Linked DNA regions of Homo sapiens: all the other regions are linked to region 2. The links are chromatin loops, found by intact Hi-C in ENCODE. Cell type or tissue: PC-3. All regions are shown on one strand. Region 1 has its middle 27 kb from the start of KAT6B. Region 2 overlaps KAT6B (lysine acetyltransferase 6B). Region 3 overlaps KAT6B (lysine acetyltransferase 6B).

Evidence for each region. A loop is a pair of places that touch in the nucleus more often than their neighbours do. Peaks named below come from ENCODE experiments on the same cell type or tissue, not always from the same donor. Only the 100,000 strongest peaks of a DNase experiment are listed, where the experiment ranks them.
Region 1: it touches region 2 in a loop (6-fold over the local background); 1 of 110 quality-filtered maps calls a loop at or near these places.
Region 3: it touches region 2 in a loop (3-fold over the local background); 1 of 110 quality-filtered maps calls a loop at or near these places.

What each region holds. Positions count from the first base shown.
Region 1 is chr10:74,795,184-74,803,183 of GRCh38, forward strand. No RefSeq gene overlaps it. Among named protein-coding and RNA genes, the nearest start is that of KAT6B, 27 kb to the right of the region's middle. RefSeq lists enhancers at 594-1,180, 1,011-1,130. In PC-3, no CTCF peak of the experiment used is centred here; a DNase peak (open chromatin) is centred at 4,828; H3K4me3 peaks cover 498 bases; H3K27ac peaks cover 1,471 bases.
Region 2 is chr10:74,943,999-74,951,998 of GRCh38, forward strand. The region is part of intron 3 of KAT6B (lysine acetyltransferase 6B); the gene reads left to right. Among named protein-coding and RNA genes, the nearest start is that of SNORD172, 74 kb to the right of the region's middle. In PC-3, no CTCF peak of the experiment used is centred here; DNase peaks (open chromatin) are centred at 3,873, 4,373, 5,723 and 6,003; H3K4me3 peaks cover 884 bases; H3K27ac peaks cover 3,032 bases.
Region 3 is chr10:74,871,302-74,879,301 of GRCh38, forward strand. The region is part of intron 3 of KAT6B (lysine acetyltransferase 6B); the gene reads left to right. Among named protein-coding and RNA genes, the nearest start is that of KAT6B, 49 kb to the left of the region's middle. RefSeq lists enhancers at 604-673, 684-813. In PC-3, no CTCF peak of the experiment used is centred here; a DNase peak (open chromatin) is centred at 4,780; H3K4me3 peaks cover 400 bases; H3K27ac peaks cover 1,505 bases.

The DNA.
Region 1 (8,000 bases), 150 kb before region 2:
ATTATATATAATGCTGCAGTGGACACTTTTGTATTTGTCCTTTAGGGCACTTGCGGGAGAATTTTCCTAAGAAGGAAATCTTTGGATCGGAGGGCATTTGCCTTTTTAATATTATTTGTAATAACTATTATTACTAATTATTAGTAATATTATCAGTAATAACTAATAATTGCCAAACTGCTCTAGAAAGAGGATGTCCCACTTTACACTGGCACCAGCATTTATAGAAGTTTCATTTGCCGCCCAGTCTCACCAGCCCTTTTTTTTTTTTTGAGACAAGGTCTCGCTCTGTCGCCCAGGCTGGAGTGCACTGGCGTGATCTCGGCTCACTGCAACCTCCTACCTCCCAGGTTCAAGCAATTCTCCTGTCTCAGCCTCCCAAGTAGCTGGAATTACAGGCTCACACCATCATGCCCGGCTAATTTTTGTATTTTTAGTAGAGACGGGGTTTCGCCACGTTGGCCAGGCTGGTATCGAACTCATGACCTCAAGTGATTCGAATCCCAGCACTTTGGGAGGCCAAGGTGGGCAGATCACTTGAGGTCAGGAGTTTGAGACCAGCCTAACCAACATGGTGAAACCCCATCTCTACTAAAAATACAAAAAAAAAATTAGCCGGGTGTTGTGGCAGGCACCTGTAATCCCAACTGCTCGGTAGGCTGAGGCAGGAGAATCGCTTGAGCCAGGAGGTGGAGGTTGCAGTGAGTGGAGATCGCGCCGCTGCACTTCAGCTTAGGCGATAAAGAGAGGCTCCTTCTCAATAAGAAACAAACAAAAATAAAAACAAAGTGCTGGGATTACAGGCTTGAGCCACCACCACATGTCTGCCCCTCACCCGCCCTTGAAATAGCTCTTTGTGGTTTTAATTTGCATTTCCCCATCCCTGGTGAAGTTCAGCACCTTTTTCATGTTTATTTGTGGTTTGGTCTTTTCTTCTCTGATTGCCTCTTGATGTTCTTTATCCTTATTCTATGGAGCTATTTCTCCACCACCCCCCTTTTTTTTGAGACAGAGTCCCCTTCTGTCTCGCAGGCTAGAGTGCAGTAGTGTGATCTCTGATCACTGCAACCTCCGCCTCCCAGGTTCAAGCAGTTCTAATGTCTCATCCTCCTTAGTTGGGATTACAAGCCTGCGCTACCACGCCTGACTAAGCCTGGATAATTTTTTGTATTTTTAGTAGAGACAGGGTTTTGCCATGTTGTCCAAGCTGGTCTTGAACTATTTCTCACTTAAAAAAAATTTTTTTTTTTTTGTTTTGAGATGGGCGCTCTGTTGCCCAGGCTGGAGTGCAGTGGCACGATCTCAGCTCACTGCAACCTCCCCTTCCCTGGTTCAAGAAACGATCCTCCCACCTCAACCTCTTGAGTAGCTGGGATTACAAGTGTGCACCATCACGCCTGACTAATTTTTGTATTTTTAGTAGAGACGGATTTCACCAAGTTGGCCAGGCTAGTCTTGAACTCCTGGCCTCAAGTGATCCTCAGCCTCCCAAAGTGCTGGGATTACAGGCATGAGCCACCTCACCCAGCCTAAAAGTTGATTTTTAGATATTCTGTATATATTCTAGATACTGATATTTTGTTAATTATACACAATCCATTGCTGATTATATGTAACACAAACATCTTCTCCCCTTCTCTGTCTTGTCTTTTTTCTTTTCTTTTTTTTTTTTTTTTTTTTTTTTTTTTTTTGAGATGGAGTCTCGCCCTGTCGCCCAGGCTTGAGTGCAATGGCACCATCTCGGCTTACTGCAACCTGTGCCTCCCGGGTTCAAGCAATTCTGTCTCAGCCTCCTGAGTAGCTGGGATTACAGACATGCATCACCACGCCTGGCTAATTTTTGTATTTTTAGCAGAGATAGGGTTTCACCATGTTGGCCAGGCTGGTCTTGAACTCCTGGCCTCAAGTGATCCACCCGTCTTGGCCTCCCAAAGCGCTGGGATTGCAAGCTTGAGCCACTGCGCCCGGCCGTCTTCATTTTTTAAAACTGACATCTTTTGTTGCACAGAACCCTTTCATTTTTTTATGCAGTTGAATATTTGAATCTTTTTCTTTCAAGGCTTGTGATTTTTGTGTTTTGTTTAAGAAATGTTCCTCTACACCAAGGTCATAACATTTTCTCATATTCATTCCTCCTTTAAATTTGTTAATACGATCAATCTGGATTATGTCGAGAGGGAAGGGGAAGTCTGATCTGTCCCTTTAGAGGTGACTTTGCATATCTCACCAGGATTCTTTGGTGTTGACTTCATGGCTTAACTCTGTAGATAGTCCTGTTCTCCTTATTTACAGGTTGCAAGGAAAGCTTTATTGAAATGTCCAAATCTTAGGCAGATTTTTATTTAATGGACCTGTGGCAGGGCCCAAGAACCTGCATTTTTATTTGCAACCCAGGTGATTTTGATGAAAGAGGTTTCCTTTTAAATTATTGATAGTGCTGAAGCCATCTTCTCAGGTGTCCAGCAACTTGGAAATGAACCTACTCTTTGTTGGCTGGTGATTGAGCCTTGCTCTGCCTTGGTTCCTCTTTGGTAAAAGTGGATGGCCAAAGTCCCTCCTGGGAGATGGGGAGTCCCATGATGAGTGGGATGACTCTCACATATAAAAGTTTAGCCCGCCTTGCATTTGTCAGACACTCAGTAAACAGTGGACCTTCCTTAACTCCTGAGGTCCCAAGCTCAGGGTTGAGCCTGCCCTGCCTCCCTTCTAGACCATCTCCCACCATGCACCCAACTTGGGCAAGTCCCATAACCCCTCACAGCCTCAATGCCATCATCTGTAAATTCATTAATTTGCTGGCTGGGCACAGTGGCTCACATCTATAAACCTAGCACTTTGGGAGTCTGAGGCTGGAGGATTGCTTGAGCCCAAGGGTTTGAGACCAGCCTGGGCAACATAGTGAGACGCTATCTCTACAAAAAACTTTTAAAAATTAGCAAAGTGTGGTGATACACATCTGTAGTCCCAGCTACCGCAGAGGGTGAAGTGGGAGGATCACTTGAACCCAGGAGGTCAAGACTGCAATAAGCCATGACTGCGCCACTGCAGTCCAGCCTGGGTGACAGAGTGAGACCCTTTCTCAAAACAAACAAACGAACAAACAATAGTCTTTGCGTTACAAGGTTGTTGTAAGGATTGGAGTGGCATATAAACACCCAGGACAGTGCCAGAATGCAGTATCACTACAAGAGACTGTGGAAGCTGAGCAGTTGTGTTTTTAATCCTGGAGAATCTGAAAGATTCCTGGAGCATCTCCCATGTTGCTTCCCAATGCCTAGAACAATATCGGACATTCTGTAAAGATTTGGTAAATTCATGTTCTTTCCATTGCAGGACACAATTCTCACATTCCATCAGTGTCTCCAAAGAACCTACAAAACTGGAAAAATATATTCGATCATTTTATTTAACAGGTGTTTATATAGGGCTTGCAGTACATCAGGCCCTGCTGTAAGTGCTTTATAATAATTAACTCATTTAATCTTCATAACAACTCTATGAGGGAGATACTATTATTATTATCATTTTGCAGATGAGGAACTGAGATGAGGAGCAGCCCTGGACTGAGTGAATTGAACCCTCTGGGTGTGTTACATTCAGGATGGTGGAACAAGACCCCTGGGAAGAAGGTAATTCAAACCCTGGTTCTTCTGGATGCTTTCTGTTTCAGATGAGGGAAGCCTTTGGAATTGAAAATCAATTCAAACTGAGCAATATTAGTTGTAATTTTTGTATTTTAAAACCATCCTACCACGGCATCCCCATTTGGATGGTTACTATCAAAAAATAAAAACAGGGCTGGGCGTGGTGGCTCATGACTGTAATCCCAGCACTTTGGGAGGCCGAGGCAGGCGGATCACAAGGCCAGTAGTTCGAGACCAGCCTGGCCAATATGGTGAAACCCCATCTCTATTAAAAACACAAAAATTAGCCGGGTGTGGTGGCGGGTGCCTATAGTCCCAGCTACACAGGAGGCTGAGGCAGGAAAATCACTTGAACCTGGGAGGCGGAGGTTGCAGTGAACCGAGATTACGCCACTGCACTCCAGCCTGGGTGACAGAGAGAGAGAGACTCTGTCTCAAAAAATAAATAAATAAATAAATAAATAAAAATAAAAATAGGCCGGGCGCAGTGGCTCATGCCTGTAATCCCAGCACTTTGGGAGGCCGAGGCAGGTGGATCATGAGGTCAGGAATTCAAGACCAGCCTGGCCAAGATGGTGAAACCCCATCTCTACTAAAAATACAAAAATTAGCCAGGCGTGGTGGCAGGCGCCTGTAATCCCAGCTACTCGGGAGGCTGAGGCAGGAGAATCGCTTGAACCCGGGGGGCGGAGGTTGCAGTGAGCCGAGATCGTGACACTGCACTTCAGCTTGGGCAACAGAGTGAGACTCTATCTCAAATAATAATAATAATAATAATAATAAAAACAAAACAGAAAATAACAAGTGTTGGCAAGGATGTGAAGAAACTGAAAACTTGTGCACTGCTGGTGGGAATATAAAATGGTATAGCCTCTTGGAAGACAGTATGGCAGTTCCTCAAAAAATTAAAAATAGAATTAGCACATGACCCAGCAATTCTACTTCTGTGTATATACCCAAAAACACTTGAAAGCAGGGATTGGAGGATATACTTGTATTCCTATGTGTACAGCAGCATTATTCATAATAGTCAAAAGTGGAAACAACCCAAGTGTCCATTGGTGGATGAATAGATAAAGAAAACATGGTATATTCACACAATGGAAATGACTCATCCTTAAAAGGAAGGAAATTCTGACACACGGTATAACATAGATGAATGTTGAGGACGCTGTGCCAAGTGAAATAAGCCAGTCACAAAGATAAACACTGTACGATTCCACTTACGTGAGGCACCTAGAGTAGTCAAATTCATAGAGACAGAAAGTAGAATACTGGCTGCCAGAAACAGTGGGCAGGGCTGGAGGGGGAGTTCTTGTTTAATTGGTATAGAGTTTCTGTCTTGCAAGATGAAAAGAGTTCTATGGATGGATGGCAGTAACAGTAGCACGATGTGAATGTACTTAATGCCGCAGAACTGTACTCTTAAAAATGGTTAAGGGCCAGGCATGGTGGCATAAACCTGTCATCCTGGCACTTTGGGAGGCCAAATTGGGAGTATGCCAGTTAGAATGGCTATTATTATTTTTATTTTTTTTTGAGGCACAGTCTTGTTCTGTCACCCAGTCTGGAGATCAGTGGTGCAATCTTGGCTCACTGCAACCCCCGCCTCCCATGTTCAAGCAATTCTCCTGCCTCAGTCCCTCGAGTATGGGACTACAGGCGTGCGCCACCATGCCCAGCTAATTTTTGTAATTTCAGTAGAGACAGGGTTTCACCATGTTGGCTAGGCTGGTCTTGAGTTCCTGACCTCAGCTGATCTGCCCGCCTTGGCCTCCCAAAGTGCTGGGATTACAGGCGTGACCCACCATACCTGGCCAGAATGGCTATTATTAAAAAGACAAAAAACAACAGATGTTGGTGAGGATGCAGGGTAAAGGGAATACTTCCACACTGTTGGTAAGAATGTAAATTAGCATAGACACTATGAAAAACAGTATGGCTGGGCATGATGGCTCACACCTGTAATCCCAGCACTTTGGGAGGATGAGATGGGTGGATTGCTTGAGGCCAGGAGTTCGAAACCAGCCTGGCCAACAAGGTGAAACCCCATCTCTACTAAAAATACAAAAAATTAGTCGGGCTGCTGGGTGTGATGGCTCATGCCTGTAATCCCAGCACTTTGGGAGGCCGAGGTGGGTGGATCACCTGAGGTCAAGAGTTTGAGACCAGCCTGACCAACATGGAGAAACCCCGTCTCTACTAAAAATACAAAATGAGCCGGGTATGGTGGCGTATGCCTGTAATCCCAGCTATTCGGGAGGCTGAGGCAGGAGAATCGCTTGAACCCGGGAGGCAGAGGTTGCGGTGAGCCGAGATCACGCCATTGCACTCCGGCCTGGGCAACAAGAGCGAAACTCCATCTAAAAAAAAAAAAATTAGCTGGGCATGGTGGTGTGTGCCTGTAATCCCAGCTACTCAGGAGGCTGAGGCAGGAGAATTGCTTGAACCCGGGAGGGAGAGGTTGCAGTGAGCCGAGATCACACCACTGTACTCCAGCCTGAGCAACAAGAGCAAAACTCCATCTCAAAAAAAAAAGAAAAAAAGAAAAATAGTATGGAGATTTCCTGAAAAACTAAAAATATTAATAGAACTACCATACAATCCAGTAATTCTACTACTTGTTATTTATCCAAAGGAAAAGAAATCAGTACATCAAAGGGATATCTGCACCCCCATGTTTGTTGTAGCAATATTCACAATAGCAAAGATATGGAATCAACCTAAGTGTCCATCAATGGACTAATAGATAAAGAAAATATGACATATATACACAACGGAATAGTATTCAGCCATAAAAAGGAATGAATGAAATCACATCATTTGCAGCAACATGGGTGGAACTGGAGGTCATTATGTTAAGTGAAATAGGTCAGGCACAGAAAGACAAATATCACATGTTTTCACTCATATGTGGGAGCTAAAAAAAAGTTAACATCATGGAGGCAGAGAGTAGAATAATAGATACTAGAGGCTGCAAAGGATGTGTGGGTGCGAGGAAGGGATGAAGAAAGATTGGTCAATGGGTACAAACATACAGTTGGTTAGAAGGTGTAAGTTCTAGTATTTGACAGTAAAGTGAGATGACTAGTTAGCAACAATGTATTATATATTTCAAAATGGCTAGAAGCAAGGACTTGAAATGCTCCCAACATATAGAAACGATAAATACTCAAGTTGATGGACACCCCTAATACCCTGACTTGATTTTTACCCATTCCATGCATGTGACAAAATATCACATGTACCCCATAACTGTGTAAAATATGAGGTATCAATAAATATTATTATTATTATTTTAGAGACAAGGTCTTGCTCTGTCACCCTGGCTGGAGTGCAGTGGCATGATCTTGGCTCACTGAAGCCTCAAACTTCTGAACTCAAGTGATCCTCCCACCTCAGCTTCCTGAGTAGCTGGGATTACCAGCATGCACCACCATGCCTGACTAATTAAAAAAAAATTTTTTTTTGTAAAGAAGCGGTCTCACCATGTTACCCAGGCTGGTTTCAAATGATCCTGGTCTCAAGTGATCCTCCTCCCTTTGCCTCCCAAAGTGCTGAGATTACAGATGTGAGCCACCATGTCAAACAATTTTTTTTTTTTTTGAGACAGGGTGGAGTGCAGTTGTGTGATCATAGCTCATTGCAGCCTCCAACTCCTGGGCTCAAGCAATCCTCCTGCCTCCACCTCCTAAGTAGCTGAAACTACAGGTGCATGCCATCACACTTGACTAATTTTTACATTGTTTGTAACAACGAGGTCTTGCCATGTTGCGCAGGCTTGTCTCAAATTCCTGGCCTCAAGTGATCCAACTGCCTTGGCCTTCTTAAGTGTTGGGATTACAGGTGTGAGCCACCATGTCCAGCCCCTTTTGCTGCTTTTTTTTTTTTTCTTGAGACAGAGTTTCGCTCTTGTTGCGCAGGCAGGAGTGCAATGGCGCAATCTTGGCTCACCCCAACCTCTGCCTCCCAGGTTCAAGCGATTCTCCTGCCTCAGCCACCCAAGTAGCTGGGATCACAGGCATGCACCATTATGCCGTCTAATTTTGTATTTTTAGTAGAGATGAAGTTTCTCCATGTTGGTCAGGCTGGTCTCGAACTCCCGACCTCAGGTGATCCGCCCGCCTCAGCATCCTAAAGTGCTGAGATTACAGGTGTGAGCCACTGGACCTGGCCTCCTTTTTCTGATTTTTAAGTAATGTTTCTTTTTTTTTTTTTTTTTAAACGGAGTCTCACTCTGTCACTCAGGCTGGAGTGCAGTGGCGTGATCTCGGCTCACTGCAACCTCCGCCTCCGGGTTCAAGCAATTCTCCTGCCTCAGCCTCTCCAGTAGCTGGGTTTACAGGCATGCACCAC
Region 2 (8,000 bases):
TCAGGAAGCAGCTACGGATAAAGCTCAGGTATGGGATATTTAGTAAGGGATGCCCTTGGTATTAAGGCTTTTGAGAAGGAGGGCAACAAAGCAGCACTGGATGGAGGGAGATGTTGAGCAGTGATGCGGCCCAGGAACAGCCTTGGATGACTTCACAGATTGCTCTGAAGCTGGACTGGACCTTCGGAATTTCCCTGAGTTGGGCCCTGATGGTGCCTTTTTATTTCTGCATCACTCAGTAATGTGGGCCTGTATCACTGGATATGGCCCATGCTAGGAAGGATATATCTTGGCCAGTGTGATTCTCTGCAGCTTGAGGCAATCCCTGGAGGGAGTGATAGCTGAATACTGATTTCCCATAGCATTCTTAGCTGAGACAATAGGTTTTTCACTGAAAGAGGATCTGACAATATATTGCAGTGACCATTGTAATGGGCAAAAGATTCTAACAGAAACTGTACAAAAGAAGATATATGAATGGCCATTAAGCACATGAACAACGTCATTAGTCATCAAGGATATGCAAATTAGGCCGGGCGCGGTGGCTCACGCCTGTAATCCAGCACTTTGGGAGGTCAAGGCGGGTGGATCACGAGGTCAAGAGATCGAGACCATCCTGGCTAAAACGGTGAAACCCCGTCTCTACTAAATATACAAAAAATTAGCCGGGCGTAGTGGCAGGCGCCTGTGTTCCCAGCTACTCGGGAAGCTGAGGCAGGAGAATGGCGTGAGCCCAGGGGGCGGAGCTTGCAGTGAGCCGAGATCGCGCCACTGCACTCCAGCCCGGGCGACAGAGCGAGACTCCGTCTCAAAAAAAAAAAAAAAAAAAAAAAAAGGATATGCATATTAAAATCACAATGAGACACTTCCATACACTCGAATGGCCAAAATTAAAAACACTGATAATACCATACCAAGTGCAACTGGAAGTGTAAAATGGCACAAGCACCTTGGAAAACACTTTGCCTGTTTCTTATAAAATAAACCTACACTTAACCGTATGCCTAGCAGTTCCACTCCTAGGTATTTACCCAAGATAAATGAAAACATGTACACAAAAAAGACTTGCATGAATGTTCATATGAAGTTTATTCATAGAGCCCCAAACTGTAAAGAACTCAGATGTCTGTCAACAGGTAAATGGATAAACAAATTTAGATATATTCATAAAATGAGGCACTGAGTAACATTAAACGGAATAATCTACTCACACATGCAACAACATGGATGAATCTCAAAAATATGTCAAGTGTAAGGTTAAGTCATAAAAGAGTACGGATTGTATGATTTCATATATGAAATTTTATAACAGGCGAAACTAATCTGTCGTGACAGAAAGCAGATGAGTGATTGCCTGGGTCTGAAAAGGGAAGAGAATGCAGGAAGGAACATTTTGGGGTGATGAGAGGGATTTATGTCTTAATTGTTAGGATTATTACATGGATGTATCATTTGCCCAAACTTTTGTTTTTTTCTTTTTTTTGAGACGGAGTCTCACTCTGTCATCCAGGCTGGAGTGCAGTGGTGCATCTTGGCTCACTGCAACCTCCGCCTCCTGGGTTCGGGAGATTCTTCTGCCTCACCTGAGTGAGGGATTACAGCCACCACACCCAGCTAATTTTTGTATTTTTAATAGAGACGGGGTCTCACCATGTTTATCAGGCTGGTCTCCAACTCCTGAGCTCAAGTGATCCGCCCGCCTCAGCCTCCCAAAGTGCTGGGATTACAGGCATGAGCCACTGTGCCCGCCGGCCTGCCCAAACTTTAAAAGGTTGCGTGTTTTTGCAAATAAATTACACCTCAATGTAATTATACTTAAGTAAAGGTGAGTTGTTTTTTAAAGTAAAACTTTTCATAATGGAGATTATTTTCATGAAGGATATTGACTGCACTTTTAATTTTCTTTTCTTATAATGTCTTCATCTGATTTTGGTATCAGAATTATGCTGGCTTCATAAAACCAATTGAGAAATATTTCCTCCTCCTCTATTTTCTGAAATAGATCGTGTAAAATTGGCATTGTGTTCTTAAATCTTTGAAATAATTCACCGCTAAAGTCATCTGGGCCTGGTAGTTCTTCTAGGGAGGTTTTAAATAATGAATCATTTTCTGTAGTAGATTTAGGGTTATTCAGATTTTCTGTTTCTTCTTGGGTTAGTTTTGATAATTTTGTCTATCAGTGAAGTCCATTTCTTATCTCTGTTGTCTAATTTATTGGCATAAAGTTGTTAATAATATTTCCCATTATTTTACCGTCTTAATGGTCTGTAGTTATATCTCTACTTTACTTCCTGATATTGGTGATTTGCATTTTCTTTTTCTTAATCAGTCTAGTTAGGGGTTTCTAATGAAGTTAAACATATACCCATCTAATGACCCAGGTGTTCCACTCCTAGGTATTTAATCAAGAGAAATGAAAGCACATATTCTAAAAAATAATGTTCATAGTGATTTTTAAAATTTTAGCCCTGAACTTAAAACAAATGCTAATCAATTATAGAGAGAACAAATAAAATTTTGTATATTTACAGTAAAATACTACTCAGTGATAAAAATTAATGAAATACTGACAGATACAACAATGTATGTGAATCTCAAAAATATTGTGGAGAGTGGAAGAAGCCCTACATAAAAAAATCATAGTGTCTGAGTCCACTTAAATGAAGTTCCAGAACAGACTTAATCAAATCGTGGTGGTAGAAATCAGATTTGTGATTGCTTAGGAAGGGAAGTGGAAAGGTATGAGCAGGGAACTAGCAGGAGAGAACTTTCTGGGTTATGGAGTGGTCTGTATTTTGATAGGGGTGTGGGTTACCAGTGTATGCATTTATTTAAAGCTCATCAAACTGTACATTTCATTGTATGTAAAATATGGCTCAACTTAGTTGTACAACAACGGGAATGTAGTCAGTGCCACTTAACTGTATGCTTAAAGATGGTTAAAATGGTAAATTTTATGTTATTTATATTTTGCCACAATTGAAAAAAAAACTGTTTGTTTGTTATATTTGGTTTTTTTTGAGACGAGTCTTACTGTGTCGCCCAGGCTGGAGTTCAGTGGCACGATCTTGGCTCACTACAACCTCCACCCCCTGAGTTCAAGCAGTTCTGCCTCAGCCTCCCTAGTAGCTGGGATTACAGCCGTGTGCTACCACGCCCAGCTAATTTTTGTATTTTTAATAGAGATGGGGTTTTGCCATGTTGGCCAGGCTGGTCTCGAACTCAAGTGATCTGCCCGCCTTGGCCTCCCAAAAAAGTACTGGAATTATAGGGATGAGCCACCGCTCCCGGCTGAAAAAACAAAAACAAACAAACTAAAAACAACAACTGTAAATGGGAAGATGTGAAGGTTCTAAATGTGCAAACATTTAAAATGTGTATTTCCCCCCATAACCGTGTGCTGTTCTATTATTATTTATTTACCATTTATATGCTAAAGTAAGAATGTAATTTAGAAACTGATAAGAAAGTACCAAGTATGAGAAATGTTACATTCGTATATTCAACAGATATTAATCAAACATCTACTGTGTGTATAATTCTTTATTATGTATAGTAATTAAGATAAACCAAACAAGGATCTTCCAAGAGCTCACCATGTACTAAGCTATTTAAGATATGCAAAATTTTACCAATGTCACCAAAATAATGGGCTTTTTCTTCCTTCTTCCTACAGTTTACCCTTAGTAGGCTTTCTACTGTTTACCCTTAGTAGGCTTTCTACTGTTTACCCTAGTAAAGATCTAGGAAATTAAGTTTAAAATCTTCACCCTCAGGGGAAGGCCTTGTCATGCCTGGTATTTCTTCTCCTGGCTTTGCTGCAGCTTGTATTAGTATGCAGGGAGGGGCTTTGGTTTTGTGCAGTTCCAACACACCTTACAGTGAAGCTGTGGTGCCAGGGAGCAGAGTCTGTCCAAGATAATGCTCATGTAAGTGCCCAGGGTGGTGCCTGGCCTAAAGCATAAGGAGATTTAGAAACTCTGCCACAAAGGGGGTCTAAGAATGAGTCTTCTGCTACACAGAATTAACTCCAAAAAACAAGGTCAGAGCTCTTGACCTTCAGGTAGTAATTATCCACATAATCCTCTTTTCCTACTGCTTATGAATACTGCAATTGAAAGGGTCAGAGGTAGTCTGAAAGCAGGGAAAACAAAAGAAGTCAGGAGCATGGAAATTCTGCACACCAGATGGTTTGTGTGCCCAGAGGGCAATTGAGAATTAAGTGTAGTAATGGAATTACACTACTTTTATTGGTTCTATGAGGACAAGCACTTGGAGTACCAATTATATTCTGCGTGGCATACTTTGGGTGCTGAGTAAATATTAGTAACTTATTGAATAGCACATAACATCTCAACTGCCATGTAAATCTCTGTGAGTGCAGGGCATTGTCAGAGGTGGTGGTGATAATATTATTGAGAAAGTGACTAGTGTCTGACTTTTCTAGCTTGTTAATAACCACTTACCTATGTCCCATCTCCTCATTCTACTTTCCTGTTTGGATCTAATTACATTCAGTTGAGTTGCCTGTGTCTCCTGAGCAGTTAGAGCAGGTTTCTCTTGGCAGGATTAATAGTAAGAATGTCTACATTCAGTTCACAGTGTGCCTAGGCAGTGTTTTGTAGCACCATATCTAAATTAAAATGAATGCCTTGGGGCAACTGCAGAAGCTCCTAGCTGCCTCTAGCTGATACACAGCTCTACTAAGTATCAGCTCTTGCTTGTGTTTCTTGTAAATTGTTGTTATGCCTATCCTTTAATCTATGCATTACTATTTTGCTTCTAGCCTCACTTGGAAAACATTCCCAAGTCATAGAGATGAATTACAATACAGAATTTCTACCAATGGCAGTACTTGCATTGTTTTCAGAATCTAGTGCCCAGGTTTTCCTACTGTTTTTCTTGCCGTCTTTAAGACAGAATTTCTATTTACATCCTTGTCGATTTTTGTATCCCTAAATAAATTATAGTCTTGAAGTCTGGACCTGCTCCAGTGAAGGTTCCTACAGCACTGAAGTTGGGAATCACTAGAGAGGCACTTTGTTAATTTTCTTTTTAAAAAGGAATGACTAAAGGTTTGTGACACTTGAATGTAAGTTGATTTTAAAATTCCATTTTTCTAAATCCAGAGTAGGGTTTATATTGCTAATATCATGATATGCTTGCCAAAGAGAATAGTTTGTAAATCCTAAACAGACTTCCTGTAACCATGTGTTGAATTTCCAGCTGTGTTGAATCAGACTTTGGTCCCTCTTCAGAAGATAAATCCAATACCTGCAGTTTCTAATGGCAGAAGTGGAGGAGAGAAGTCCCTGTCCAGATAAGAAACTGAAGGCCCTGGGGCAAGCAATTGTTTCATGAATGTCCTTTCCCCAGCCCCGCGCCCCACCCCTAAGAAATTTGTAGGCTTCATCTACCAGGAAAACAAAACAAAACAAAACAAAAAAAACAAGAAAACACACACCACACAAATGAGATGCTATTGTTAAATGCAGTATGTAGGATTAGATTTGTTTCCTTCCAATAGAATCACTTTCCTTAATCAGCACTTTTATAAATGGCACACCTGCCTGATTAGAACAAGTTCTAGACTACAGGATACAGTGTGAGCATTTCAATTAAGTCCACACAATTAAAAACTGTTGTGGTTGATGTTCTTAGAAAGACTTTCCTTCTCTCGTCTTACTCCGTTATGGCTAAGCTTTATTATTTTATACTTCTGAGTCAGCCTTTGATCATGGGACTTTCCCACTGTGTGGTCATTTATATCTTTTTTTGTTTCTAAATGATTTCTTTAAATGAAAAAAGAAGCGATGTATTTTAGGGATATATGTAGGGATGCTTTTGAATATTTTTATTTTATTAGATTTTCCTGCTTCCTTACTGTCACTTAAAATATGGAGAACCCTCATCCTGTGACAAGGAGGTAAAAATACAGCAGTCACATTCAAGATCTCCATACATTAACAATAATAAATCCTTTTGCCCTGAGTAATACAGATACTTAATCCACAGAGCTCGGGGGGATGATATAGTGCTCCCTCACAGAACCAATTACCCACAGAGAAGTATAATGAGCAGGGGAGGTGATACAATAAAAATCTATATAGGGAGAGTAGAATTATGATGACAGTGTTGCCTGTGTAAAGTCTTATAGTAAGTATATCTCCAATTATCTTTTAGAAAAAAATTGTTTGGTGTCTACTTATGTCCAATTCATGATGAAATTGCAAGAATAGCCATGGAATAAAACAAAAGGGTACAGGAGTATAGAGAAAATGGCGATAGACTTGTCGTAAACAGAGTTCTGTTCTACCCCGAAGGATGTGAAGTAGACCCAGGGCTGCTCTGAGGGAGTGCTGGGCATGAACCTCCCTGCAGAGGAATGGCTGTCCTGACCACAGTTACTGTTACTGCAGATGCAGACGGGAACAAAATAACGCTCTGGAAAAAAAATAAGATGATTTAGATCATCACAGGAAATCCCTACTTTTAGAGTTAGTGTGTTTCCGAAGACCATATCTGAAGCAGATTGCTGTGAGGGAAAATCCTGAGTGTGCATGATCTCTATCCTAATTAGGAGCAAACTTGATCTGTTCCGACAGACATCAGTTGCATAAGTGGGTTAAGTGGCAAGAAATAAAGTCTAGTTCTTTATTAGGTAAGTGTCAAATAGAGTTCTGAAGTAGCAAACAAAAAAACCTTAGTAACAACAGGAAGCAGTTTTCAGCCTTTGTTGCAGTGCCATCAGTTGTGAAGTTTGTGGACAATAATTCATTACCAGTAATAAGGCACCAAAATTTGTAAAATATTTTTCTTTTAAAAATAGACCATAACAGGCCAGACATGGTAGCTCATTCCTGTAATTCCAGCACCAGCCGAGGCAGGTGGATCACTTGAGCCCAGGCGTTCGAGATCAGCCTGGGCAACATGGTGAAACCTCATCTCTACCAAAAATAAAAAAAAAATTAGCCAGTCTCAAAAGCTTGTCTCAAAATAAATTGAATAGATTGAAATGAAAATTAAATTTAAAAAGACTAAACCGATACATAGTCTTGTTATAATTTTGTTACCATTGCAGTGTATTCATTTTACTTGGCTTCCTTCTTTTTCTTTTTTTTTTTTTAATTTTTAATTTTTGTTTCTTTTGAGACAGAATCTTGCTCTGTTGCCCAGGCTGGAGTGCAGTGGCATGATCTTGGCTTGCTGCAACCTCCCTCTCCCGGGTTCAAGTGATTCTACTGCCTCAGCCTCCAGAGTAGCTGGGACTACAGGTGCGCACCACCATGCCCAGCTCATTTTTGTATTTTTTAAGTAGAGACGGGGTTTCACCATGTTGGCCAGGCTGGTCTAGAACTCTTGGCCTCAAATGATCTGCCTGCCTTGTCCTCCCAAAGTGCTGGGATTATAGGTGTGAGCCACCACGCCCAGCGACCCTTTTTTTTTTTCTTTTAATAACCTTGTATTCTTTGTAGAGATGGAAAGAAATAGCGGGACTGGGGAGGGGGAGTGCCACCACAACTAGGTGCTGGCAACTGGTCATGCTCCAAATCTGTCTTATATAGTGACTATTACAACCTATAGTGACTATTACTAAGCAAGCCCTAATAGTGAATACTGGGCAGATAATTTTCCTCCCAACTGATTTTAAAATTTTGGTCCCGTCTTGTCAGTTTATGCCCAGGGAAGTATATAGCAAACATAAATGTCGTTTATTATGTGTGTCAGAGTAAAAAAGGTTTCAGATTAGACAATGGTGGAACCCACCTTGCCATTGATGGTTTCTTTACATGTCGTGTTTGTGGTCATTGAGGATATACATGAAAATAAAAGACAGTTGACAATATTTTGGGACCTGTGAATTGGAGAAACCAGTTCCCAACTTCAGAGCAGTTTATTCATTTGTTTATTCATTTATTCAATAGATACACTTTTGAAGCTGGGGCTACAGCAATGAACAGTCTCTGCCATCATGATGGAACTTATGGTTTAGTAAGGGA
Region 3 (8,000 bases), 73 kb before region 2:
CCTGCCTCAACCTCCCAAGTAACTGGGATTACAGGCACACACCGTCATACCCGGCTGATTTTTGTATTTTTAGTAGAGATGGGGTTTCACCATGTTGGCCAGACTGGTCTCGAACTCCTGACCTCAAGTGATCCACCTGCCTTGGCTTCCCAAAGTGTTGGGATTACAGGCGTGAGCCACCATGCCTAGCCCTCATATGGTTTATGAGTACTTAAGACATGTTTGATTCAATTTAAAAAATAATTACAAGCTGGGCATGGTGGCTAATGCCTATAATCCCAGCACTTAGGGAGGCTAAGACAGGAGGATTGCTTGAGCCCAGGAGTTTGAAAGCAGCCTGAGCAATATAGAGATACTCTGTCTCTACAAGAAATTTAAGAATAGGCTGCAACACTCACTCTAAGGGGAGCATTGTGAGGTATACCAAGATGAGTAAGAACAATATGGTTTAGCATGCCAGAACAAGGAAGTTTCAGGTGCTAGAAACACAGACATCCTCAGCTCAAACAGGAACGCCCAGAACAGTATACAAGAAAGCCTGGAGCTGGAGTCAGAAGACTGGCTCCCATGTGTGGTGTCCTAACTCTCTCTAGACCTCAATTTCCTCATATGTTTAATAAGGATAACAACCTACTCTTCAGCCCACCTGAGAGGACAGGATGCTTCAAGAAAGACAGTGAGCAGCAGGTCCTTTAAAAATCAAAGGAAAACAGGCTCCTGGATAGGTGTGAGATAGAAGTGAATTATGGCACATACGAGAGCAACAATAAATTATCCTTTACTAACAGTAACCTAAGGGAAATGCCCGGCATTGTGTCTGGCACAGACTAGATACTCAGTAGTTCCCTTCTCACACTTGCTCAGCCCTGTTTGAACCCAGACAGAGAGCAGCTCAAAATATGCAAGTATTACATACTCACAGAACCTGGAGACAAGAGAAGCGGCTTCTAGGCACATGGGCTCCCATCCTTGCAGCAGCTGGTATAGAGGTTGCATGACAACTTGTGAGGATTCTGCAGTAGCGTGGGCTCAGCTACATGACCTAAATAAAGGTCTCTTTCAACCCTGAGATTCTGTAAGTTTCTTTTTCTTTAGACAGAGTCTCACTCTGTCACCCAGGCTGGAGTGCAGTGACACGATCTCGGCTCAGCGCAACCTCTGCCTCCAAGGCTCAAGTGATCCTTCCACCTCAGCCTCCCGAGTAGGTGGGACTACAGTTGTGTACCACCATGGCTGGCAAAGTTTTAAAGTTTTTTTGTAGTGACAGGGTCTCACTATGTTACCCAGGCTGATTTTGAACTCCTAAGCTCAAGCGATCCTCCCACCTCAGGCTCCTGAGTAGCTGGGACTACAGTCTTGTGCCACCACTCCTGGCTAATTAATTTTTTTTTTTTTTGTAGAGAGGGGGTTCTGCTATGTTGCCCAGGCTGGGTGAACTCCTGGGTTCAAGTGATCCTCCCACTTTGGTCTTCCAAAGTGTTGGGGTTACAGGCATGAGCCACTGTACCTGTCTTAGTTTATGTTTTAAAGTCATCGAGAGACATGAAAACTAAATGGTCCTAGGTTGGAGGAAGAAAACTTACTGTAAAGGACAGTATTGGGGAAAACTGGCAAATTTGGAATATGTACTGACTGTTAGATGATACTCTTATATCAATGTTAAGTGTCCTAAGTCTGATAATACATTATGGAAATGAAGAGAATGACCTTGTTCTTAAGCGGGGTGAATGATCATGGTCTTTACAACTTATTCTCAAATGATTCACAAAAGAGAGATAAAGCAAAAGTGGCCAGTTTTAAAGGGCATATGGGTGTTTATTGAATTATTCCTGCAACTTTTCTATAGGTTTGAAATTTTTTCAAAATAAAACTTTTTTGCCCAGGCATGGTGGCTCACGGCTATAATTTCAGTGCTTTGGGAGGCTGAGGTGGAAGTATCGCTTGAGGCCAGGAATTGGAGACCAGCCTGGGCAACATAGAGAGATCCCATCTCTACAAAAAATGAAAAAAAAAAAAAGCCAGATGTGATGGCATGTGCCTGTGGTTCCAGCTGCTCAGGAGGCTGAGGCAGGAGGATCGCTTGAGCCCAGGAATACAAGGCTGCAGTGAGCTATGATCATGCCACTGCACTTTAGTCTGAGCAGCAGCAAAATAAATAAATAAATAAATAAATAAATAAAATAAAACTTTTTAAAGGTCACCGAGGCTGCTGTGTGGCCAGGGGAGCTATAGAGGAGCAAGGGTAGAGGAGGGCAAGCCTGGGAGGAGGCCTTTGTGAGGATGGAGGCATAGACTGGGGTTTTGACAGTGGGGATGGAGAGATGAGGACAGATCTGAAATATGTTTTGAAGAACATATTTAACAGAACTTGCTCATGGATTGGAAGAGATTTTAGGGGAGAGAGAGGGAGGTAGATGTTCCCCACTTGGTGCACCCTGATGGTTGCAGACTGAATTCCAATAGAATCTTCTCCCCAAGGTCTTTTTATTCCCTCTCTCTTTTCCTCAATTCAGCCACTCTATGAGTAGTTAATACAGGTATTTATTTCACAGATGAGGTGAGACTCAGGGAGATGAAATGACTCATTTAGAGTTATCAGGTGCAGACAGAAATTTTACTCTACCCAGAAAACCAAAATATAGGCATGAAATCAGTGTTCTTCAAACTGAATTGTCTCTCATTAATTGATTGTGAAATCAACATAATGAGTTCCTATCAGCATTAAAGAAAAAAAAAAGAGAAACAGAATAAAAATATAGCATGCCTTGTGTAAAAGGGTAAGTAATGTTTCATGAAACTTCTATTTTAGTTTAATATTCACATATGTGTATAGTAGGTCATGATGTGAACGTATTTCTTACTTGAAGTTATGAAAAATTGGAAAGGCACATACAGGATCATTGTAGAAGGAACTTATGTTATCACAGAGGTCCTGTAGTCCCCATGGGAATAAGAAAGCAAAAGACAAATTCACTTGGGTGGTTACTGTAGGTTGTCATATGTTGTTTATTTCTTCAGTGACTGATAGGCTGTAAGTCTGTCAGTTTCTTAGTTGTTTTCTTAGTTGATTTTTCTTTTCTTTTCTTTTCTTTTTCCGAGACAGAGTCTTGCTCTGTCGCTCAGGCTGGAGTGCAGTGGCGCAATCTCGGCACACTGCAACCTCTGCCTCCTAGTTCAAGGGATTCTCCTGCCTCAGTCTCCCGAGTAGCCAGGATTACAGCCATGCGCCACCACACCCAGCTAATTTTTTGTAGTTTTAGTAGAGACAGGGTTTCTACCATGTTGGCCAGGCTGGTCTCAAACTCCTGACCTCAAGTGATCCACCTGCCTCGGCCTCCCAAAGTGCTGGGATTATAAGCGTGAGCCACCATGCCCAGCCTTTCTTAGTTGATTTCATAGTCATCCTGTACTTCCAGTCTTGCCATTAGCAAATATTGAGTACTTGCTGTGTGCAGGGTTAGAAGTTACTTCTTTGTGTGAGATCTATGTTTTGTGTGTGGGTGGTGTGTGTGGGGTGTGTGTGTGTGTGTATGTGTGTGTGTGTTTGTGTGTTTAAAAGTAGACTTTTTTTTGAAGAGCAATTTTAGATTTACAGCAAAATTGAGTGGAAGGGGCAGAGATTTCTCATGTACTCCCTACCCCTACACATGCACAATTTTCCCCATTATCAACCTCCCCCACCAGAATGGTTGTTACATCTGATGACACATTGTAATTGCACAGCCTTATCACCCAAAGCCCATAGTTTACATTAGGGTTTACTCCTGGTGTTGTATATTCTATGGGTGTGAGATACATGTTTAAAAATATTTTGTATTAGATAAATTGGGGATAATAGTCATTTCAAGAACAAAATGTTGGATAAATTAAATTAGCTAATAAACACAGAGTGCTTTAAACATTCCTAGTGCAAAATAAGATCTTGTTGTTTGTGGTGGTGGTGGCTATTCAGGCTTAAGGTCTAGATTCCACTTAGTATGTAAGTAAATAATAGCAATCCTGGCTGTCATCTGTATGTGTAATGTAGTAATCAGTTTTGTTTAGCTAGTTCTTATGTGTAGCACATTAAAGCAATCTTGAATAGTGAGGGGACCTCATTACTAGATTACCATTAAATGGTAATGTTAAGTGACCCTGAAACCAAAGTAATGGAAAATTGTCTTCCTTTTTTTCTTTTTTTTTTTTTTTCCCTTGAGATGGAGTCTTGCACTGTCACCCAGGCTGGAGTGCAGTGGCTCATGGCAACCTCCACTTCTTGGGTTCACGAGATTCTCCTGCCTCAGCCACCCAAGTAGCTGGGATTACAGATGTACGCCACCACACCCGGCTAATTTTTGTATTTTTAGTAGAGATGAGGTTTCACCATGCCGGCCAGGCTGATCTCGAACTCCTGAGCTCAAGTGACCTGCCCACCTCAGCCTCCCAGAGTGCTGGGATTACAGGCATGAGCCACTGTGCCCAGCCTGTCTTCCTTTTTCTCAAACATTTAATTTGCTGTTTCTTGATCACATATCATCCTTCTTTCCTTTCAAGGTCAGGGGAGATAATTTTTTACTGTATGTACTGCTGCATCTTCACACAAATTATCATCTGAAAAGCCTTCTCAGATTTGACAAATGAAGTCTCTTTTCATTCCCAGGAGGAACTTGTTAAACCAATGAAGTTCAAAATTCTAATTCCTGTTCCTTTCTAGTGTGCACCACTTTATTCATCTTGAATAAACATACAACCTCAAGCATCCTACAAGGCAAATAGATTCCTTTTTAATTAGTGGCTCTATACACAGAGTTTTATCATCATGAAATTTATAAACCAGGAAGGGAACAAATATTTACACTTGCAACTTCATGTCAACATTGCCTACTATTTGAAGAGCTCTGAAATTGTAAATGTATCACCCCCTCCTTCTTCCCCCACTCCCCACCCCTGCCGGCTTTTAAACTATGGCAGTAGAAAAATAGGTTTCAACTTTCTAGGAGCACATCTCTCCTATGTGGGGAATGTGGCAGATTCTTTATATAAGTGCTCTTTCTTTGTGACTGGCATTACTTTTTTTTCTCACAAAGATTTGTTTCAGAAGCTAATCTTCATTTTTTTGGTTGTTGCTTTTTGTAGTACTATTTCTAAGGCATCTCCAAGTAGAAAGGCAAAATTTTATTTTGAGAAGTTACTGCTTTCATAGTTACACAGAATTATTTCTCAATTTAAGTAGGCCTTTTATTCCAGGACAAAATTAAGCCAGTCAGAAGGTTTCTGGGAGAAAAATAATGAAGAGCTGAGGTTTTGTATGTTAATGTGGGCAGTCTAATGCTTGATAAAAGAAAACTTTTGGCTGGGTGTGGTGGCTCATGCCTGTAATCCCAGCACTTTGGGAGGCCGAGGTGGTCGGATCACCTGAGGTCAGGAGTTTGACACCAGCCTGGCCAACATGGTGAAACTCCATCTCTACTAAAAATACAAAATTAGCTGGGCATGGTGGCGCATGCGTGTAGTCTCAGCTACTCGGGAGGCTGAGGCAGGAGAATCGCTTGAACCTGGGAGACTGAGGCTGCAGTGAGCTCAGATCGCACCATTGCACTCCAGCCTGAGTGACAGAGTGAGACTCCATCTCAAAAATAAAATAAATAAAATAAAGAAAACTTTTTTTTTGTTTGTTTGGCCCTTGTCAGGGACAGATTCCGTCTCAGAAAAGTCTCGCTCTGTTGCTCAGGCTGGAGCGCAATGGTGCAATCTCGGCTCACTGCAACCTCTACCTGCCGGTTCAAGCGATTCTCCTGCCTCAGCCTTCCCAGTAGCTGGGATTACAGGCATGCGCCACCACGCCTGGCTAATTTTTGTATTTTTAGTGGAGACAGGGTTTCACCATGTTGGCCAGGCTGGTGTCAAACTCCTGACCTCAGATAATCTGCCCACCTCCGTCTCCCAAAGTGCTGGGATTACAGGCATGAGCCACCACACCCAGCCAAGAAAACTTTTAAAGATGTGTAAATATGCAGTGATTTAAAAATCTCAGTTGAAGCTTGTTAAAATGTATCAAAATAATTTAGGAAAAGGGGGGCTGATTTTGCCAAAATTTGGGAGATGCATACTTTTTTTCAAGGCTTTACTGCAGTTTTAAAAAATATTTTATTGTTTTGTAGGCAGCTTCTGAACCAGAGTAGGCTCAGAGACTCCCTTTATTGCAGTTTTGATGCTGCAGAAAGTGACTGCTTAATTTCAGCTGTTGAGGATGTTGGTTATACTATGCCTGGATCAAAAAAATGATTTTACATTGCTTAGTTTGTTAAAATATGTTTAATAGGTTAATCTTTTTTTCAAAGCATCAAAAATAATTAAGATGAAATATCAGATAAACCCTATGTCTAGAATGAATAATTTAGTTCTAAACATCCTGGATGCTAAGGAGAAAAGAACAAGATGTTGGTTTATAAAATTCTTATTGTCAAATAAAGAAGCATAGAAGTTTGAAGAAAGATAATTTTTTTGTTTTTATTTTTTCTCTCTGAATTTAGGAGTAATTTATGTTTGGGTTCTAATCCTATGTTATCATCAAAGAGTAATAACATTGGCAATCTTCCCTCCCATTCTGCTTCATCCTCCCCACTAAAGGGAAATACCAGATTGTAAAAGAAAAAAAAAAAGCATGCTGGTTGTATAAAAAGAAACATTTTAAACAAATAAGAAATATATATATTGAAATGCAGTCTCCCTGAATGATGCTAAACCCCTGTCCAAGTAGGCATTTCTCAGCCCACAGAAAGGGATGGCATTAAATCACAGCTCAATGGAGACATTTTTATGAGGAGCTGTGATGGTTTGTGTTTAGCAAACATGTATTGGGCATCTCAGATTTGCCTGTTAGGGATGCAACAGTGAGTGAGATACTATTTGTTCCCTTAAGAAACTCAAAGAGGAAAGGGGTTGACTTGTTCAGTCAGTGACTTATGAAATATTTCATACTCATTCATTTACAGAGTACTTTTTGTAGGTATAGTACAGCGTGGTCAGCCAGGGAGACTATAGTGGGTGCATTAGTAACTAACCATACAACTAATGCTAATGTTGCGGGCTGACTGGGTTTGGGGTGAACAAATGACCCCTAAAGCTCAGGAGTTCTAGACCAGCCTGGGCAACACAGTGAAACCCTGTCTCTACTAAAATACAAAAAATTAGCCGGGTATGGTAGCATGTGCCTGTAATCCCAGCTACTCGGGAGGCTGAGGCAGGAGAATCACTTGAACCCGGGAGGTGGAGGTTGCAGTGAGCCAAGATGGTGCCGCTGCACTCCAGTCTGGGTGACAGAGCAAGACTCCATCTCAAAAAAAAAAAAAAAAAAAAGACATTTGTTTTGGCTGGGGAAGGCTTTGCAGAGGGAGGTAACTTCTAGATTGAGATTTGAAGTCAGAGTCCATCCAGAAAGTAGGGAAGACATTTTATGTAGAGAAGTAACAAGCTACAGGGATCAGAGGTATGAACCAGGGTGCATGTTTGGGTTATGGTGAGTGGTGTCTGGCCAAACTGTGTGGCTCAGGGTCTTTCTGCTTCACCATCTTTAGCATAGAAGCCTTCCTTGTGCTCACTTGCTCATCTCATTCTCACAAAATAGCTGCTTCATATCTAGGCACCATCTCTCTATTCCCACAGGGGAAAGAGGGAAAGTGCCAAGGGTAACAGCGGAAACGTCTTCCTTTTTATTCAGGAAATGAGGGACTCCCCAAGGCTTCTGCTTATATTTCATTGGCTTGAGCTGAGCCGTACAACCATCACTAGTGGCAGGTAGTCTGGGATGTCAAGAAAGTAGCTTCCCAGTCTCTTTGGTTAGAAGGCAAAGGAGAAGATGGTGGGAATCGGTTTGCATCAGTCACTCTACACATTATCTGCTTTGTTAGGGCAGCATTATCTTAGTATTGTTACCAAGTTCAGGGTCTTTTCTGGGGTGATCAAGCATCCTGGGTCGCCTGGGACCAAGTGGTTTTCTGGGTTGTAGGACTTTGAGTGCT